Regions from separate parts of the Mus musculus genome. Here region 2 is linked to region 1. Evidence: chromatin loops called from intact Hi-C (ENCODE). Cell type or tissue: heart. All regions are shown on one strand. Each heading gives the region's core, and the rest is flanking DNA. Links, peaks and the distances in the headings are about the cores only.

Region 1 (5,386 bases), core at 248-5,247:
ATCAAGGCTTCTCAGCCTCAGTACTACTGAGCCAAGAATCTCTGGGCTACACACAGCCTTCCTTTCTCTCCAACTCTGATATCCTATAAAGCATTAAATAGCTCATCCTCTTAAACGCTGTTTGTTGAACCATTCATTGTTCAGAAGTACCTTTAAGGGAATGCTCACTTAATCTTTGAGAAATTAAAATATGGTAGCCACTTCTGTCAACTTGAATTTTAATAGATTCCAAAGTGGTCATTTGTAACAAAAAAAAAAAGAAAATGATTAAAAAAAATCAACAAAGCAAATAAACAGGTCACTATAAATGAAGTATAGATTAACAGTATTCCATCTCGTTTCTGAGGGTAATTCCACCAATTGAACAAAAACATAAGAAACTGACAACACACGCACACAGTTCAATAAGACAAACAAATCATATATTCCATCTCTCCAAAGAATTCATATTTTCATAAGGTGTTTCATAAGGGTTTTCTTTAGCACCAAAACCCTCATCTCACCAACCGCTGTCCTGCAGTGCAAGCTTGTCACTGAGTCCAAGAGCAAGGCCATCAGTCAGACGAGCCTTTCAGCAGGAGGAATGTACAACAGAAGGCCATTCGCTATGCTGACGATATTAATATCATTATTCAGAGAAAAGTTTGGGACCTGTCAAAAAGCTATGCCTATGCCCCTCCAGGTTTGAAACTAATCTGGAAAAGACGCTTCTTAAAATAATATTCAACAGTGCTTAAGGTATTCAGAGAGCAGTGCATGAGGGGGACCAGAAGAAAGCACAAAAGATGGCCTGAAAGTGTGGAGGAGAGTCCATGGAGTCTCCTGGCCTTCCGTCTCCACCCAACGAGTGAGGACAGATACCAAAAGCCAACTGGCAAACACAGGCACGTCGCAAGATGCATCTTCTCTCTCGCCTCAGGATTATCCTTCTTCTCCCTCCCAACTTCAGCATCCTAAGGTATCTGGTTATAAAACTCCATTGGTGTTAGAGAAGAGAAGAGCTAAGCGGTTATATTAGCTCTCCAAGCTGCTACAGCAGCCACACATGTATGGATGCAGTAATGGAAAATCCCCAGTGCCTGAGAAAAGGCAGATGCCGGCCGGGCAGGAGACTCCTTCAAGTTCTCTGTCTCACCTAAGTTTCCTGCAGTCAGTGGGCCAAAGAGAGTCTAAGAAACACAGCCCAGCAATATTTATAGCAGTGCAGAATGGCACTGTGCAGATTGTAGCTTTAGGAGTTATTTGTGTTTATGTGGAGGGGTTTTGGGTAGAGGCCAGAAAACTGAAGAGTGGGCCATGAGGGGTAGGGTTGGGGGATGGTTTGGGAGGGGTGGGGAGGAAAATAGAAGACATGGGGTATAAAAGTGGAAGTGAGGATTCTGGTGAGGGGAGGGTTCAAGCAGGAACAAGGGGAAGGGAAATGGGGAGGCCAGAAAATGTGGGGACAATGCACAGAATCATCCAAAGCTATGTATGGATGAAAACGTTGCCATTAAGAAACCTGTTATTTTGTGTGCTAACTTAAATATATTTTTAAAGGAAAAAATTATAAATGCATACAGCAGTTTCATAGAAGACATACACCTAGCACACAGGGTCAAAGAAGACTGTTGCATATGCACGTGGCCTTCAACAGAAGAGTACCTTCTCCCCACAAACTAAATAATATAAACTATTCTCTCAATCTTTGCTTCCCTGGAAGTCTGCTAGCTCCATCCGATGCTGCTCTGAGACAGATCTCAGCGCCCACCACATTTAAAGCTGCCATTTGGTACACAATGAATTGCTGGGGACATACCATTCCATTGCTCTTAATTTCCAAGACACTCAGTTTGTTCTATCAAAGGACAGGGAAGGAAAAGAGAAACGGTTTGAAGCTTTTTATTTCCCACTCATCCCGGCCATCTGAGTACAAAACAAACCTGTAGCTCCCCGTTTAGTGTGGGCTCTAACCATGCCGCCCTTTCACGGTGATACGAAGCAGCGTCCAGCTTTCCAATACTACATCAGTAAACCTGCAAAACTTCCATCTTTACCTCCTGATGGATGCAAAAAACTTAGCCACGGTTCCACACCAGCACAATGCTCAGCTCTCATTGAAAAGCACAGACTGCCACCTACTGGCCACGAGCCTCTCTGCACTATACGCACAAGGCTTCTCAGAACAGGAAGCTGGGTATCTCCGGCTGCTTTCTATTGCTGGGAAAAAAAAAAAACACTGTGACCAAAAGTAACTGGGAAAGGAAGGGGGTTATCTCACCTTACAGCTTCTTGTCTGCATGAAAGGAAGGCAGGGCAGGGACTCAAGGCTAGAACCGAGATGCGGGAACTGAGCCACAGACCATGGGAGAAAGCTGACTAAGTGGCTTGTTCTCCAACACTTGCTCCACTTGCTTTCTTACACAACCCAGGACCACAGGCCCAGGGATGGCACTGCCCACAGTGGGTTTCGCCCTCCCACACAGATCATTAATCCAGAAAATTGCCCCACAGGTGTGTCCACAGGCCAGTCTGATGGGGGCATCTTCTCGGTCAAGGTTACCGCTTCTCAGATAACTCTAGCTTGTGTCGAGCTGTCGAGAACCAACAGAGTCAGCTCATCATAAAAAAAAAACAGTATCTTCAACTTTATTTTTACAATTTGTTTTTGTTTGTATAAATTATTTAAACTCCACAAAATAATGGTAAGCAGACATGTTTATGTGAAACTGAAAATTTCCTGGAGTACACTCAAAAGAGCAGAGGTTATTTTTGAAGTATTTATTTGATTTTTGTATGTTTGTTCCTTTCTTTTTTCTTTTTTTTTTCTTCTTTTTCATGCCATGAATCAGAAATATTTCTGTGAGCTCCCCAACATCCACATTACCTTTTAGTTCTGAAAACAGAACTTGATCACAGAGCAGTAACTTAACTGTCCGTCCCCATCAAGTACAGACTGTTTGAGATTTGAACACACAACCCACAGCACCTTTGCACACTGGCGCTACGAGTTACTCTGACACAATGCTAAAGCTAAAGATGTCCAGATGAAAGACCCTGACTCTGGATCTGGCCTTCTGCCTCACTTTCACGCTTTCCCAGATATAATCTCTAGCATACACCAGGCAATTGTGTTTAAATCTGTCTGTCCTGAGAAAGTTCTGAGAAATGGCTGCTCTGTTAATATCTAACTGCGTGCTTACTGGTGTTTATTTATGTGTTTTTCTGATCATGAATTTCTGACCTCAAACAACCTTCCTTAGATCATTGCTGTCTTTGTTACATTCATGTATCAAAGTTCACTGAAATTGAACTAAAATTGTCTACAGCATTAGACTGTGGTCTGCCCCATCCTTTAAGGTCCTCAAATCTCAGGTCTCGCAGACAAATCTGCATAGTTGAGTGAAAGCTGACAATCAGCATACTGTGGGACTCTAACATGAAGATCTGGGGTAGAATAGTCAATCTATGACTCTCAAGCTCAGGGTAGAGGTATAAATTAGAGGAAGAAAGTCAGAAGTTGCTAGTAGGACAACAGGAGAAAACGTGGATGAAATGCCCCACATAGAATGGATTCGGTAAAGAATCATACATGTGACCTGTGGGGAGAGTCAGGAAAACTGTCCCCTACATCACACTGAGTCAGCTGAAGAAGGAGTGCCCTCAGAAGCTGCACCACACAGAGAAAACACCAAGTTGTAAAACAGCACAATTCTACCTTTTGAATATTAATATATACAAACCTATTCAGATATGCTCCAGGTACAAATATTCCGATGCGCCCAGTGATCATCTCTGGAAATACCTGAAGGATGCTTACCCTCTCCTCTATATGTCCTGAAACAGTATACAATGCACACTCATCTCTCTGAAATCAAATGTATAAAAGTTTCTCTTTTTTTTTCTCTAAAGATTTAAAAGTTGCTAAGAGTCTGCAGTACAGAAGACAGCCTTCTAACCAACTTCTTTCACTCTCAAAGGCTCACAGAACACACAGCCAGGAGGAAGCAGAGGATTGGAACCCCGTTATCAGTGGCAGAAAAAACAAACATGCTGACTGTTCTCAGTACACCACACGGAACTCAATACCCCGGACCTCAAGAATGGTGCAATGGGGAAACACAATACTTTTGTTAAAGCTTTTAACCTCCCTCACTGCCCATTCAGAACACACCTGAGCACTCCGGGGCAGAAGCCACGGGCAGATAGATGACTGACATCAACTTCTAAGCCTGAATGTACCTGCTTTGAGATTAGGCAAGAGTGAATGAAGAAATAAAGCATGGGGCACCTAAGACGCATCATTAACAGTAAAAGAAGAAACGCATTCATTAGCGAGTCAGAGGGCTGAGCATTCTTAGAATCAAGGTAAGCTCGGACGGCTCTACCTCCGAGTGAAAAGGCAATGAAATCGGCCTGTAGAAAGGAAATGTGTGCCATGCAAGAGACACAGATTGGCTGTGAGCAAAGGCTCAGAGAAGGGGCCGCAGCTGGTGGACTTCAGTGTCACCTTGGCCAGGCCACAGTGCAGTTACATTTACTCAAACACAGCTCTAGACACTGCAGCAGAGATGCCCATTGGCTATGAAGAACTTTTAAGTCCTCTAAGCAGAGAACACTTCACAGGACAGAATGGGCTTTTTCTGGTCTTCCCCAGATTTGAAGTCTGAGGTTTCCCAAAGGAAACTAAATTTGGCTTCAAGACTCAACTGTAGGAATCCTGGTGAGCTTCCCTGCAGACCGGCCAGATCTCTACAACCATGCAAACCAATGCTGCAATACAAATGAAATCTCCACCAGTGTCTTAGTTAGTTTCCATCATCATGAAGAGATACCATGACCAAGGCAACTCTTATAAAGGGCAGCATTTAATTAGGGCTGCCTTAATAGGTTCACAGTTTCAGTCCATCATCATCAAGCTGGGAAGCATGGCAGCGTGCAGGCAGACAGGGTACTGGAAAAGCTAAGCATTCTACATCTTGATCCGACTGCAGCCAGGAGAGGGCTGACTGTCTCCCAGGCAGCTGGGAGGAGGGTCCCAGAACCCACCGCTATAGTGGCACACTCCCTCCAACAAGGCCACACCTCCTAATAGTGCCACTCCCTGGGCCAAGCATATTGAGACCACCACAACCACCAACATCAACAAAATACCCACTCTTACCAACACAGACAAATGGGCAGAATCTTGAGTTAGAGACAACGGGGCTGAGCTTGACGACAGTGATGGCAAGAGGAAGGGGTCCTTGGATAGATGAATGATGCAACAATCCATGTTGTGAACTGTTTGGCAATTTGTGATATGTGTAGTATAAACTACATTAGGAGAGTCCAGCTAGGTCAGATTTGGAGAAACCCAGCCCATAGAACTCCGCAGGGTGTTGCCAAAATAAAAGGAACCCAACCA
Region 2 (5,386 bases), core at 184-5,183, 160 kb before region 1:
AATCACAGTCTTAACTAAATTCAAATGTGAGGTCTCTATTATACAACTTCTCAGACACATCTTCAGCGTCTGCTGTTGAGACTCCATGTTTTATCCTTGATGCAAACCCCTGGCAAGTTGATACGAAAATTTTTAACATTTCTTTGAGCTACTTAAAGAATGAACTGAATCCCCAATTAGTGGAGGTTTTTTTTTTTTTTATTCAAACTCTGAGCATATACATATTTACTTAAATTCCAACTCTATTTTTAAAATAGAGTTATTTTCTGAAGTTGGAAACAAACACCATTTCCGGTATTCCTGGGTTTCCCTGGATACAGCCAAGCTACCTAACACCCAGTTGGAGATGATATTAAATAGGCAAAAAAAAGAAAAAAAGAAAAACATAGAAAGAAAGAAAGGAAGGAAGAAAGCAAGAGAGAAGGAAAGAAAGAAAAAAAGAAGGAAAGAAAGAAAGAAGGAAGGAAAGAGAAAAAAGAAAAAAATTTCATGGTTCAGAGTCACAACATGCCACAATATTAACATCTTGATATGAAAATCTCAACAACTCTTGACATATTGCCTGTAGAAAATGAAGTAGCACAAATTTTAAAACCAAAATTTAGTATTGAATCAGTGCCTCCTACTAACCCAAAATTATTATAAGTTAGATATTAGATTCCTGTTTTCCTAAGCTAGTTTTCTAAATTTTGCTATTTTATCATAACAGCTGATGAAAAGAAAATAAGGATAACTCATTTGTTCATTTATAACATATATATTTTTAAAAACATGGCACTATACTGTGATGATCTAAGGACCCATAAATTTAAAAATATTAGTTGATTTTAATTTTCATGAATTCTAAATTAGGCATCAGAAACATAAAACCTAGCACTACATCAATACCTCTTTGGTTTCCCAGGTAAAACCAGCAAAGATTTTTGTCCTACTTCAGGCTTGTCCCCGTATTCGTGAACTATGAGCTACGATGCCCACCATTTTCAATAAATGGTAGAGTAAGAAAAAAATGACTTAAAATTAATTTCCTCATTAAATCTCCCTGCAGCGCATTTACTGATGACAACTGGACTCTGAAGGGGCTTTTGGGCTTCATAATTTTGCAGTCCGAGGTTGAGACTCCTTAGAGATAAAGTATGTGCAATTTGACATGTAGAACGCACTGGGACGCAATGCTTTTGTTTAAATATGTTATATGCAGGAAAGTGGGGGGAAGGCAAGGATCTCAAATTTCCACAGACGCCAAAGCTTCTCAAATTTTACAGTTCAAATTCTTCCTATAGAAAAGAGCACGGACCGAGGCAGCAGCGGCACGGGAAGGAGAAATTTCCTTAAGATGTGGACACATAATGATAAACATAAGCCGGCAACAGCTCGGGGGTCCCCTCGGGAGCAAACAGCTCTGTTCTCGATAAGGTAGGATTTCCTGTGTGCTTGTCACCGACAAATTAAAATCCTCCTGAAAAGTAACTTCAGGTGATTGCAAAAAGCCGTGTTTCTGCACATTTTTCCATAAATTTCTTGGGGTCGCAGTCTACCACCACCAGATGTTCAAATGTCGGATGTCAGGCATCATCCCAGCTAAGGCGACCTTTGTCTCCTCTCAGGGAGATGCACTGTTTCGGCTTTGACCTGCTGAGTTAGTGAGCAGTCGGCACTCTCCGACTTTTGTAACCTGTTCTTAAGTTTCAAACCTAACCATAAACCGAAACTAAAAAGAACAGATGGGGTCCTCTAGAACTGCCCCGTCTTTCTAATAAAAAACAAAAACAAAACCAAGAAACTGGATTTTTAAAAAGGTGGCTAAAATATTTGTTATTTCAAAAATCAGTATTGAAAAGCTATCATGGTTTATAAATAAATATTTTCCTTCTCTTTAAACATGCTAAATCTATGTGTTGATGTTAAATTTATGTGTTGTTGTTTATGTTTAAAAATGTTAAAACAGTTGGCTAAACACACACACACACACACACACACACACACACACACACACACACAAGGAAAAGGGGAGAGTGACCACTTTACAATATATGCATGATGCCAACAGACAATGTCAATGTTTTATGAAATGAAACACTTTTCTAACAAGTTAATTCTGGGTGCCATAGCAACATAACCTTTCAAGCTTGATTTTAGTGACTACATTAGGCCGAGTTGTTCTGCAATAGTTTGACTCTGACCACTAGATAGATGACGTCAATTTTAACCATAAAGCCTGGCAGAAATAAATGTTACATGTTGGCATCAATCATTTGGCAGATATCTGGTCAGAAATGTGATGCTGTTGTCTGCTGCTACTCATAAAGTTTAGTCACTAAATAGATGAAGTCTGTGTTAGGGATGTGTGACAGAGGCTGCAAGGGGCAGGTAAAAACCCTTATCAGATGCACAGGACTTCTGTATCGGGCTATGTGTAGCCTGTTCGTGAAAACAAATCTAGTTGTTGCAGTGACTGTTAGTATCTAACTCAAATAAGACGCAGAATCCAAAGTAAATTTTTTCTCTAGTGATGTTTCTGCCCTTAAAATTGGTTATTTCTTACAAAAACGCATTTCACGTGGAATGCCTACGAATTTGCAAACATTTTCCTGCTAGTGTTTCAGGAGTCAGGGGATGGCTCAAATCCATGGCTTTTTCTGTAATTGAGAAAATAGGTGCTGATAAGACCATTTCGGCTCTGCACGCAGCCTTAGCACAGCTGTACAGCCTGCTCAGTGCAGATAAACGTCCAACAAAGAGGATAAAAACCACAGACTTATCAGAGGGGTGGCTGGCGGCTGACATCTGGCTCCTAATACTTATATAGTTAAGTGTAGAAAGGTCTGACGGAAGGCACCCTTAGCAGGGAGCCTGAGGTGAGCCAACAAACAGTAGTGATATAAAAGGTAATATTCATGTGTTTGTTTAGATGGATCAGAACGTTTCTTTACCACCATTTTATTCTTTTAAATCCTACTTGCTAGGGACTGGTTTCCATATATTAAATCTGTACCTCCAATGAAGATCTGTGGCTAAAGTAGGAAGTACCGAACCATCCCCACCCCCACCCCCAGCCAGAGGCCACGGGGATCCACATACCACTCATTATGTCAAGGCATAAATGGCCTCAATTTCCCATATACTCAACACATGCAAGGAATAGCCAGAAAAACAACATGGAGAAAGACAGAGGGGAGAAAAATGAAGCTGCCCATTTGCCTATGAGTTCCAGGAAGGAGCATGTATACACAGAAGCTGATAAGTACTAACCTAGCCTAGACAGTAACTAAACAGATACTCCTTTTTGATAATGCACTAGCATTAACTATCTATATGATCTGCCTTGATCCTTTTAACATCTCTGTGGTGGTGACAAGTGAGACAGTGAGTCTGGGATGGCTCCATCCTCACACAGGTACACACACATTGCTGTCCACCTAAACCTGGGGAGGGGGGAGGTTTCACTTGACGCAGGTGCATCATGAAAGACTAGAGTCTCTCGTACTCAAAGGCTCTTTGCTTGGACCAAGGCGATTCTGTAGTTAGTGCTACTGCTGCACCTGGCAACAGGAGCCATTTGTTTCTTTCAAGGCGAACTGAGATTTTGTCCTTTTTAACTCTCACAAGCAGCAGCAGGACTGGAGTCTGTACTGAGGAAGAAGGCTCAGACAGTGGGGACTGGGCAGCCTTCTTTAATCAGAATCACAGCAAGTGGGTGTGCAGACTCGACGATTTTCTTTTTTTTAAAGATGCTTTCTGAAGCGATGTGCATGGTGTGCACGGGAGGGATTTGTTTTAAGTTAACTCTGAGCAGCTTGCTTTGGTGGGAAGTACGTGACTGTGAGATCACACTTGTCTCCAGCTCGCAGCCATCGACGTAAGTTGGATGGTTTCTATAGTGAGTTTCAAATCACAAAGCACTTCAGAAGAAAAGGAAACCGGCCCCCTTTCATTTATTTATTTTTTTTTTATTTATGAGATAGTCCAGATGAATTTATCTAAGTTTTTTGGTTAAAATATTACAACTTTTTGAAAGGCTGGCAAAATACTTTAAATATGCATAGTTTGCAAGTCTTAGCCTGGCTTTGCCTTAAATTGGGGAATAGAACTTAACCTCCTCACAGTAAATGTTTTATAGTTGTTCTCCACACTTGACTGACTTTTTTTTTTTTTAGGACTCTACCACTAGAGAATAATATCTCTAAAGTATTTAAATTAATGGTTTTTGAGAATTAAATTAAGTCATCTTTTTTTTTTAAACAATCAAAACAACAGGCAATAGAGCAAGACACTGAAATTACAATCTCAAATTCAGTGTAAACTAAAGTGTAGCACAGGGTCCCTGTCTCAGAGCATAGACACCAACCCCAGTCCATGCTGATGCGAAAGGCCCCCGCAGCTGACACTGGGTCCTTCTTAAGGAGCTGTGGGCTCCCCTTAGCAGTAGGAAGCGAGCTGAACATGTATGTAAGTCCCAGCAAGTGGTCCTTGCCATGTACAGACAGAGCTGCACGGAGCAAACAAATCCTAGCTGTCTGGGGCAGACATTCCAGCCACTCCTGGAAAAGTTTCACTTTTAAAAGCACACATGTCTGCTTCTGTCTCTGTCTCTCTCTGTGTCTGCACATACATAGATATGTGCACACATGCCTAAGTGCATATATGTACACACGTGTGCATATATGAATCAGAGTTTCCAATGCATCCAAATCTCATCATTTTCGATTCCCAGCCTCCAAAAGGAGCAAGCTTACTTTTGACATAACGAATCACCAACCCGCAAGGATGTTCCCTAGGCTCCCTCCAAGGCTAATTACGTAGCAAATCTAATTAAGCTCATATGATTCATCTCAGCAGCAGGTACTTCAGTTACTTCGGCACTGCCAAAAGGGGTCTGAAGTGTGTGTTCTCCCTCCAAAATAATCACGCTGCACGCCAAACTGATAACCGTTAAACACAGCTGCAGAGCAAATGTGCAGTCCCGGTGTGGTAAATGCGGTGTTCGCACATCAATCTGCCCGCCACACAATTGCTGGTTCAGAACTACCGACTGTGCACATATAGCACAGCTATAGAATACTCTGTACATTAGTGCCTGTCCTCTGCTTCACTAGTGGCCTTGGACAGACAGGAGGGTTCCCTGATCTTGAGAAACACACACTGAAGGTCTGGAAAACCCCAAACCTCAAACACTGAAATGCTTCTTGCTAGACTGCTTTGCTTAAGTTCAACAGCTCATGTGAGTAAGAGCACAGAGAATTCTGTGCATTTGAGAGTACATTCGCTAACCTCATTCTTAAAAAATCACAGAAAGTCATCAACCCAAACTAATTGCTTTTAATTGCAGTTCTTAAGAATACTAACCAAAGCTATGACAAACCAGCACTGCAGAAATTAAACTTTA

Evidence for each region. A loop is a pair of places that touch in the nucleus more often than their neighbours do. Peaks named below come from ENCODE experiments on the same cell type or tissue, not always from the same donor. Only the 100,000 strongest peaks of a DNase experiment are listed, where the experiment ranks them.
Region 2: it touches region 1 in a loop (2.7-fold over the local background); 4 of 42 quality-filtered maps call a loop at or near these places.

Annotation. Positions count from the first base shown.
Region 1 is chr9:83,953,873-83,959,258 of GRCm38, reverse strand. The region is part of intron 3 of Bckdhb (branched chain ketoacid dehydrogenase E1, beta polypeptide); the gene reads right to left. Among named protein-coding and RNA genes, the nearest start is that of Gm29163, 18 kb to the right of the region's middle. In heart, for the core only: a CTCF peak has its summit at 2,123 (motif pointing left); no DNase peak of the experiment used is centred there.
Region 2 is chr9:84,110,382-84,115,767 of GRCm38, reverse strand. All of the region lies in intron 9 of Bckdhb (branched chain ketoacid dehydrogenase E1, beta polypeptide), which reads right to left. Among named protein-coding and RNA genes, the nearest start is that of Gm26146, 75 kb to the left of the region's middle. In heart, for the core only: no CTCF peak of the experiment used is centred there; no DNase peak of the experiment used is centred there; H3K27ac peaks cover 771 bases.